Regions from separate parts of the Homo sapiens genome. Here region 1 is linked to region 2. A link is a loop called in an ENCODE intact Hi-C map of the cell type or tissue named here. Cell type or tissue: CD4-positive, alpha-beta T cell. All regions are shown on one strand.

Evidence for each region. Hi-C counts contacts between places; a loop is a spot of excess contacts. Peaks named below come from ENCODE experiments on the same cell type or tissue, not always from the same donor. Only the 100,000 strongest peaks of a DNase experiment are listed, where the experiment ranks them.
Region 1: it touches region 2 in a loop (2.6-fold over the local background); 3 of 110 quality-filtered maps call a loop at or near these places.

The regions. Positions count from the first base shown.
Region 1 is chr6:142,677,921-142,682,920 of GRCh38, forward strand. No RefSeq gene overlaps it. Among named protein-coding and RNA genes, the nearest start is that of HIVEP2, 260 kb to the right of the region's middle. In CD4-positive, alpha-beta T cell, no CTCF peak of the experiment used is centred here; a DNase peak (open chromatin) is centred at 2,611.
Region 2 is chr6:142,393,479-142,398,478 of GRCh38, forward strand. It overlaps ADGRG6 (adhesion G protein-coupled receptor G6), which reads left to right. Exons shown (of 25, transcript NM_198569.3): 9 at 418-480; 10 at 4,135-4,277. Among named protein-coding and RNA genes, the nearest start is that of ADGRG6, 94 kb to the left of the region's middle. In CD4-positive, alpha-beta T cell, no CTCF peak of the experiment used is centred here; a DNase peak (open chromatin) is centred at 2,423; H3K4me3 peaks cover 308 bases.

The DNA.
Region 1 (5,000 bases), 280 kb after region 2:
GTGTCTGCATCTAACACAACAAGACCCACCTGGGAAGAGGGCCTGATTTTTTTCTCCTACCAAAACTAAGTGCTTCTTTCTTCTCTTTGGAAAAATATTTAGTAAATGATTTCAACCTTATGTGCTAACAGGTTCCAATCCAAGTTCTTAAGGCAAGGACGGGAGCAAGATAGAGCTGCAGAATCTGTCAATATGGACTTTTATGGGAAGATGAAAAGCATGTCCTGAAAACTCAGGCAGGGATCATTGAAGGTGAGCTGTGTGCCTTCCTGGTTGCCCATCTCTCGAGGTGCTTGATCATGGACATTAGGTTGTAAATTTCTTCCAGCTATATCTATCTATTTAACAATGCATTTTCTTTAGCCAAAGTAATGCTTCTATAGTGCATATGAAATTTAGTCCACAAAAATTAGAGTGCAATAAATGTCACATTTATTTCTTTTCTTAATTTATTACAAGTTTCCTTTTCTTTTTTTTTCTTTTCTTTCTTTTTCTTTATGAAAAATCCAATCATGATCATTATTTGGGGTTTCATTCCCACCTTCCCAGTCAAGCAAAGTTCCTTGTGGTCCTAGGCACTTGGCAGTGTTAGGTGAGGGCACCTGGTCTTCTGTTCATATGTGCTCATCACTGGCGTGCTTGCTTCCCAAGCCCAAGAGGAGTTTCAGCTTCCATGCCAAGCAAGGACACTGAGCTCGGCATTTATGTTTAGTCCACTCTCCCAGCCCCTGAGCTATCCTCCTTCTGGGGCTCTGTATATAAGCGTATGATGGGGTAGGCTGTAACACTTTCTTGGGCCTCCGGTTTCCTTCTCTCCTTTTCAGCCCAGTCAGTTCTGTCTTTTGAACTCAGAGCACTACAATTCATCCACCCACTCCTCTCCCAGGACCTTCTAGTGTAACAAGACTGAGTTCTCACAGTGACCCCTAAGCATCTAAGAAGGATTGCCTTCTTTGCCTGGTTACTCCCACTTTCCTCCCTGTGCCACATGTGTGCTTCCAAAATGAGGCCCGACTACAAGAATCAAGTAACAGTCAACAACTCAATCAACTGTCCCTCCACCAACAACCAGAGACAGATGAAGTGACATCTGCAGCTGAGGAGCTGACATAGAAGAAAACATGGGGCAGCATGGGCTCGTGACTCCCCACCCCACTCCACTTGAAGGAGGAACCCCGGCCACGCATATCCAAGCAAGAGGAGAAGAGATCCTCTCTGGGAAAAGAACCCAGTTTGGTTGTGTAAAGAACAAAGCTTTTGACTGAGAAAAATCTGGGCTCAAATATGGGTTCTACCCTTTAGAACCCCTGAGATATTATGCAAATTAATCCCTACTCTGCTTCTTGGCAGAGTCCTTTCTGTAAAATGGTAGGTATTCCTTCCTTGCAAAGTCCCCATGAGGAGCCTAGGAGTTCCTGCTCTCCTTGACACCTCTCCCAAATGCAATAAATTACTCGCTAAGATACTTGGGGGATGGACAGGAAATGGCAGAAAGGCCAGGGGAGACATCCTAGGAGTCCAAAGATTTTTCTGCTACAGCCCAGTATCTTATTATGCTCCACATGCCAGATCAAGCAAGTGAGAGGAGACAGACATGCTAGGAGCGCAGGTCCACTATTCTCTACCCACTCTCCTCTCCTGGTGTCCCAGAAGGTGATCCTGTCAAATACAGTGTCATGGGTCAACCTCAAAGCCTAGGAGTCACTCAGGCCTCAGTAGAATCTCAACACCATCACAGAGGGTGAGTGAGCCTACTGATGTGTGATACAGGGACCATCCTACTTATGACATAGAATTATTGTAAGAAAAAATGAGATGACACAGAAAGGTCTCACCCAGTGACAATACTAGTGTCACTCTTCTTTTTCTTATTAACATCTTCTGTCCACTCGCTAAGAAACCTTTCAATAAATAACATCTGTTATGAGATTTTTCCTTTTCCTTCTTGTTTAGTTGGTTTTATTTGTAAACTTTTCAAAACTTTTTTTAGAGACAGGGTCTCATTCTATTGCCCAGGCTGGAATGCAGTGGTGTGACTTTGGCTCATTGCAGCCTCAACCTCCTGGGCTCAAGCAATCCTCCCAGCTCAGCCTCCTGAGTAGCTGGGAGTAAAAGCACACACCACCATGCCAGGCTAATTTTTGTATTTTTTTTTTTTTTTTGTAGAGAGGCAGTCTCACTGTGTTGCACAGGAAACAAGTTTTTTAGCCTCTTTCTGAGTATGTTCAACAGTGTGTGAATTCCATTAATCCACTAACTTGGAATCTAAATAATCTCCAGCCATTCCAAAGCAGCTCCAAAATATAAGAATCCACTAACAACAGATCTGCTTCCATGGAGCTAAGAGTGAACATCCCGACACACACTGCAAAGCAAACTGTGTGCAGGGTATATGCTTATAAACAGTCTCACCTTCACCCAGGATACCATCTTTTATTATTATTATTACTCTCTGTTTTCCTCTTGAATGCTGACAAGTTGCACTAGGTATTTCCTTCTCTCTTAGATACGAAAATAAAGCCTCTTCCAAACTTCTGGCTGTTGAGCTGCTATGCCAGGGTGTCAGAGCCAGCCCCTGAGTCACTCAGCCGAAAGCCAAGCTGAGGGGAGGTGGTTTTCATTGCAGGAACTTGGGTTAGCTTCCTGGAGACAAAACACAGCGACATCAATAAATAGGGTAGAAAGGAGGCAGTGATAAAAGGTGAATTTAAACCTCAGTTTCAATATTAGCTAAAAAGCATACAATAGTTAAACATAGCTATACAATAGAATGCATTTCTATACAGTGGAAGAAAAAGGTCAAAGTCAAAGGCAGAACAGGCTTTGATTCTTCCATACACGCAGTCTACATGGACAGAAATAGCATTTTCTTAAATCCACAGCCTTTTTATGGCAATAGCCCAGCCTGTTTCTAATGGGTATTTTCAAGTTCCTTTTTTTCATTCATTCTGTAAATATTTATAAGTGCCTCCTATGTACCAGATGCTGGGGATACTACAGAGAAGAAGACACTGAAGTTCCCTGACTTCATGGAGTGTCTATTTTACCGGAAAAGATAGATTATAAACAATGCACACCAAGGGATGATGAACAAACTGTGACCCTGGGAAAGTGTCTTAATCATCCTATGCCACCTATTTCTCATCTGCTTAAGGGGGCTGCTAATAGTCCCGACATGACTTGGTGTGTAGGCTTGGCGTGCGGATGAATGAGTGTTATGTGTTTGAGGCTAAGCACAGTGCCTGGCTCTGGGTCAGCTTTGCCCATGTGCAGGCTGTTATAGCCCCATTGGAATGGAAGCTCAGAGAGTAGGGACCTCTTGTCTGTTTTGTCCATTGTCATCCCAGTGCTTAGAACCATGCCTGAAATAAAATAAACACGTGCTCAATCAATAGTTGTTGAATGACTGAAATTTTAAAGAGTGATAGAAGAGAGGACAGGGAGAGCAGGAAGCGGGGATAGCAGAGCCAGGATAACCTCTCTGGGGAGAGATAGGGGAAGAATATTTCAGAAAGAAGGAATGAGTACAAATGCACTGAGGCAGGAAAAGCTTGCTGTGTTCCAGGGTCTCCCGAACACTCCAGGGTGAGCACATGCGTCTCCGTGGTTGCGGGATCCTCTGGTTCCACCACTGTCCATCTCCAGCCTTTTCCTTCCCTCCTTACTACTTAGTTTATTTCCCCCACACTGCAGCATACGAATTCTCTCAGTTGAAATATATCTTACTATTTCCTTTAAGGAATAATAGTAGAACATAGAGGGAGACAGTAGGAAGTGAAAGAACACAGATCTCTCAAAAATTTCAGCTCTCCGCAGACTCAGATGAACCTGGTTGGTTGCAGTGTAGTCATGCTGGAGTTTCCAGACATCTCTCTGTATCTTTTATCCCTGTGTTTCATGCCCCTTCCTGAGGACGTTTAACAACTTGGGATTCCCAAGACTTGCCGTTAAGTCTTTAAGTGGGGAGGTCGCATCGCATTTCACAAACTCATTCCTCAGTAAGGGATGTTCATCCTATGTGTTTCCATCCCTCTAGGCTCAAAATTGTTCTAAAAGAATTGCTGAGGTGTCTTCAGAAATTCTCATATTTTCTCAAAGGAGAAAGTGGTATTTATTTTCTTATAATAAATAAAGCAGACTTTCCTCTGTTTTATGATGAGGCAATATGTAATCTAATAGGATGTGCCTGTGACTGGAAAGACCGGAGTGAAGAAGAACCCTTGACTCCTCCTGAGAGCTCCTTAAGTGTTCAGGCCACAGATGTACCCATCCAGGCAGTGAGAGGCACCAGCCATCACACAGTTCCCAAAACTGTTCAATTCCCCCAACACTCTTGCTGTCAGCCTTTGTAAATTAGTTGCTTCCTAGCCATGCTGAGGAAAGAAGAGGAGTCAGTGAAGAGATTAAATGTGTCATTCTCTCTGGTAGCCCATGGAAAAGGAAAGAGCAAGAGAAACTTTAAGTGGGATCTCTGCTGGCTTCTTTGTCATGGTTTTGCAATATCCAGGATATGGGCTGGGCATGGTGGTGCAAGCCTGTAATCCAGCACTTTGGGAGGCTGAGGCAGGTGGATTTCTTGAGCCCAGGAGTTCAAGACCAGCCTGGGCAACATGTCAAAACCCCATCTCTACAAAAAAAAAAATACAAAAATTAGCCTCTCTTGTATGGTAGTGTGCCTCTCTTGTCCCAGCTACTTGGAAGACTGAGTGGGAGGATCGCTTGAGCCCCGGAAGTAACTGAGGCTGCAGTGAGCTATGATCGCCCCACTGCACTCCAACCTGGGCAACAGAGTAAGACCCTCTCTCTCTCTCTCTCTCTCTCTGTCTCTCTCTGTCTCTCTCTCTCTCTCTCTCTCTCTCTCTCTATATATATATATATATATATATATATATATATACACACACATATACCTCCAGGATATGTTCATCAAATTGAGAAATGAAATTCCCTTGGGAGTGGATAAAAATGTTTCCATTATATAATATTTTCTTACTGAAAAC
Region 2 (5,000 bases):
GTCCATATATCCTCCTGTGTACCTTGTTTTCATAGTTCTATACCTGAACTAGTTTTCTAAAGTGTATGTCATGACCCCTAAACATATATTCTGTGAAGATAAGAGATTTAATAACACAGAACAGGTGTCAAATTGTCATATAAGTTCAGGAAGTACGTTATTGTACAAACTGAAGCAGATTTTTTTATCAGAACGTCTCAGTTTCTTTAGTGTAATAATATGAATTGTGAATCTTCAAAACAGAGCAAAAGCACACAGTTGCCTAGCTTTCTGAAAGAAGCTAGAACCTCAGGACACACATTTGAAAATATTGGCTTAGAATTCCCATTCTGTCTCTTTATTTCAGGTCCCCAAATTTTATTGTTGATGATGTAGTTGGTGAGGTGGATTAATGAATATATGTATTTGTGTTTTTAGTTTTCACCTGAGTGCTGGAGAGGACAAGATTAAAGTCAAGAGAAGCCTTGAGGATGAGCCAAGGTAACAGGACAAAGTATTGTAAAGAGTATAACATTCTTTCTCTTGCTCACTACTTTATCTGGTAGAGAAATGAAAACAATTAGATAGGAAAGAAAAACTTAATCACATAGCACAGTTATTTCTTTAGCACTGCTGTACACTACTTTTTTCTTGTAGTTAAAACTGTAATGTAACAGACTGGGTAGTAATGTATATCCAATGAAAAATAATTGAGAAATAGGGCATTTAAAATGGATGGATTATTATTTTTAGTATTTCCAGTTTATTTATCATAACCCATTGCCTCTTACTTGAAATTGCAAAGGTACCTTCAAAGAAAATAGCTTTAAATAAAGTGTTTATATATGATAACATCTAATAATATGGATAATAGATGCCTAAATGTTTTCAGCATTTAAAGCTATTAGTTAATTTTCTGAAGTCTCCCTTTTAATATTTATATCAGGATCATGCCTTAATCATGCAGGTAATTTAATGGATATGTCCAGCATATATGACCAGTTGGCATGTAAGGACCAAATGTTCAGAGTACTGTAAAACAAACAAAAAAACCCTAAATTTCCAAATGGAATAAATTTAGTTGTATTTAGGTTATTCAGGTCATGTATTGCATCTCTGTAGATTTTTTTTTTTTTTTTTTTGAGACAGAGTCTCACTTTGTCACCCGGGCTGGAGTGCAGTGGTGTGACCATCACTCACTGCAGCCTTGAACTCCTAGGCTCAAATGATCCTCCTGCCTTAGCCTCCTGAGTAGCTGGGGCTACACACATGTGCTAGCATACCTGGCTAATTTTTAAAATACTATTTTTGTAGAGACTGGGTCTTGCTATGTTGCTCAGGCTCATCTCAAACTCCTGGCCTCAAGTAAACCTCCTGTCTCAGCCCCCCCCAGAGTGCTGGGATTACATGTACAGGCGTGAGATGTCATATCTGGCCTCCATACAATTTTTTAAAAATTTGTTGTGAAGCAAAAGTTTCTATAAGTCTTGCTGGATCTCAATAGACTGAATTAAATCTTATGGATATACAGCCCTGATGACGGAGCTTGCTTCTTTTCAGGTGATATCTTCTTACTATGAAAAGATAAAATTTCATATGAGAATTGACCAGAGAGCTTTTTTTTTCTTTTCAACACTAGAAAAACAAATGTTTTGAAAGTTATATTGAAAGATGTCATTTTTGTATACATAGTAAATGGACTGGATTGAGCCATGTGATTAGGGAAACTTGTTTTTATTTTCTGGTATTATAATTTTTTCTTTATGATATGAAAACACAGTAGTATATTTCAGTACTGTATTCTTGAAGGTGACAGAACTCTTCTCCACTATTTAACCAAATAATTTTTTTCAATCCTTTCTGTTAGGTCATATTGCATCTTCAGTAATGGATCCAGCAGCAATCAGGATCCCTTTGCTGGACACTTTGTGTAGCAACTGGGACAGCCCTGGGTTTGGTAGATATAGCCAATGGTATACCTTCTTCAGGCAGTCAGCGTCCGCTTTTTAGTGTACTTACTGTGGTTCTTCTACTACCTGGTGATACTAAAATCAGCCATCGTTAGTACATGTCAGCACCTCAGAAACTCTTCTTGAAGGACATTTAAATTCATGGGATTTCAGTTTCCTGGTCTTCAAAGCAATGAGTAATTTTACAGAAAATTATAGGGAGAATGAACTGAGACAGTGTATATAGCAAAATCCACATATTTAGGGGCTTTTTGGTATGAACTCTTGCCATTATTTAATATTTATGTTTATAGCCTTTCTTGTCTCTTTTTTCTATTCTCTATGGCTCTTACCCTCATTGGTGAGGCTTTATAGTCTCAGTTTTTGTCAAAACCACAGTCTACTACTTTTACATACATTGTTTTTTAAAAAAACTTTTCCTTTCAATTTGATTGTATCACTTAACACAGACCATAGCTTCAGATAATGCTGTCATACTCTATTGCCTAGACAGACAGGAAACCAAAGCCACAGAGAGGTTTTTTTCAAATAAAGAATGGCTGATGGTAACAACAGATAGAATGTAACTTTGTAGAACCATAAAATAGTTTCAGTTTTCAGGATGAGAGAGGAAAACACACAGATAAGACCTGTGAAAATGTATGGCTATTCCTGACTTGTTGGGTTTGGGTATTCAATATCACCCACAATACTTTGGGCTAATTATGTTCTCAGTATTCAAGACAAGTAAAAGGTCACATTCCCAGCTGTAAGTTCTCACCAACTGGAGTGGCGAAGCTTGTCTTTAAACAATGACTTAATCCAGGGATACTTTTTCATGGGCCATTTTAAAAATTGTTAAGCTATCATAGTCACATCTATGTTCACAGCTATCATTATATTCATTATGTTTGCCTCATCCTGAAATATGGCTTGTATGCGAATGGTAAGCAGTAGATCATTTTAGAGAGAGCTTTTCAGAGTTAATTATGAGAAGAGTAGAGCACCTATTCCTTGAAATTAGCACAGATATTTAGGAAAGAAAACTTGAGCTATTCTTTAATTTCACCTAGCCTTGAATAGCAAATATTTCACATATTCCTTCTTATTTTTTAACACCACAAATAAATTACTACTATAATACTTATTAATATTCATAGTTTCATAAATAAAATGTCACTGCCTCTCCACTAGACATTCCATAACTAGTTTAAAAACAATACTACCACTTTGTCTTTGGCGTGAAGACAGTAACTGATCTCAATAATATAACGTCTTATCTTATTCATTTCTCCTCTGAATATGAAGAAGAAACAATTTTTTTGTGAATCCAGAGCTTTCACATATAAGCAAAAGAAATTCTCCTCTACCTGACAAAATAATGTTACTTACTTTTACCTCAGTGTTAAATTAATAGTTTTGATTTCTGCTTTTGACTATAGCTGTGATTGTAGTGGAACAGAAAATTATATTACTTTAAATTGTAGAACCAAAAGTTTTTAACAGGGCTTTGGGGATACATTTCTTTGCTTCCCATAGAGGTATTTCCTTTTTAAAGACCTTCAAAGTCAACCATTCTATAACCTTCTTAAGTAATATGCTGACCAATCACAGAGTCGATTTTAAGTATTTATTTTGTGAAACTTTTTACCATAAAAAGTATTTGCAAATGCCTCATGGAGATAGAAAATCATTTGTTGCTATTCTGAAGAAATTATATCACATTCATGAATAGTAACACTTTTATAGTGTTAGTAAATATAAATAGTTAATTTCTAATAGTTAGAAATGGTAATTTCAAAAGATAAATGGTCAGTTGAAATCATAGTTTTATTAAAAAAAATTAATTTGGGGCCACAAAGAAAAAATGTAGAATTAACCACAGGAATGCTGTTTTCTTGTGTTTATGCTTTAAATGACTATATAATGTATTACTATAAATATTAAATATTAAAATATTTCTGAAAAGAAATGGAGTTATTTGACAGAATTATACAAGCAATAGCCTATAGAATCTATTAATATTGGAATATTTTTAACATTATAATTTACACAGCAGCAGAGAAAGTCTGTGAGCACCTTGGCTAATCTCTTCAGTCTCAACAGGTGATGGTCATCCCTCTACATCCAAATACTCTGTTTCTCCTACCAAATGACAAGCAACCAATGAACAACAACAACAGTTCTATCCGAAATGTTTCCCTAGGTTGGTGCTTTGGGCCCTTCTAGTTTACAATGCTACCAACAATACTAATTTGGAAGGAAAAATCATTCAGCAGAAGCTCCTAAAAAATAATGAGTCCTTGGATGAAGGCTTGAGGCTACATACAGTGAATGTGAGACAACTGGGTAAGTGACTAATTTTTTTATAATATGCATTTTATACAACTGTATATTCAGGTTTACTTGAAACAACAGCAGAAATTTTCTTTATGCGCTATTTGTTTATGTAAGTTTTTTTTCTGATGGTGAAGTTCAGTAACAAATGAATGACATAGCAGAAAAAAAAAATCAGCTCAGTGTCTGTGAATCCAAGGGAATGAAGGAGGTAGATGAAAGTTTATATTTTACTTTAGGAACATATTTTGAAAATACTAACAATATGAACAAAATGCCAGAATAATCTTGATCATCACTGTTGTCAACTTTAGGGAAAAAAAAGAGTGTGTAGATGTGAATGTGGGAACTCTAATGAGATAAATCTTATAGAAGGAGATTTCCTGTTTTAAAACATCTCCTGCTGGGCATGGTGGCTCATGCCTATAATCCCAGCACTTTGGGAGGCCAAGGTGGAGAATAACTTGAGCCCAGGAATTCGAGACTAGCCTGGGCTACACAGGGAGACTGTCTCTACGAAAGATTAAGAAATTAGTTGGGTGTTGTGCTGTGCACCTGTAATCTCAGTTACTAGGCGGGGCTGAGGCAGGAGGATTACCTGAGCTTGGGAGGTCAAGGCTGCAGTGAGCCATGTTCATGCCACTGCACTCCAGCCTGGGCAGCAGAATGAGACCCTGTCTCAAAAAAACAAACAGAAAACGTCTCCTTCTCTCATGTTCCCTGTCTCTATTAGTG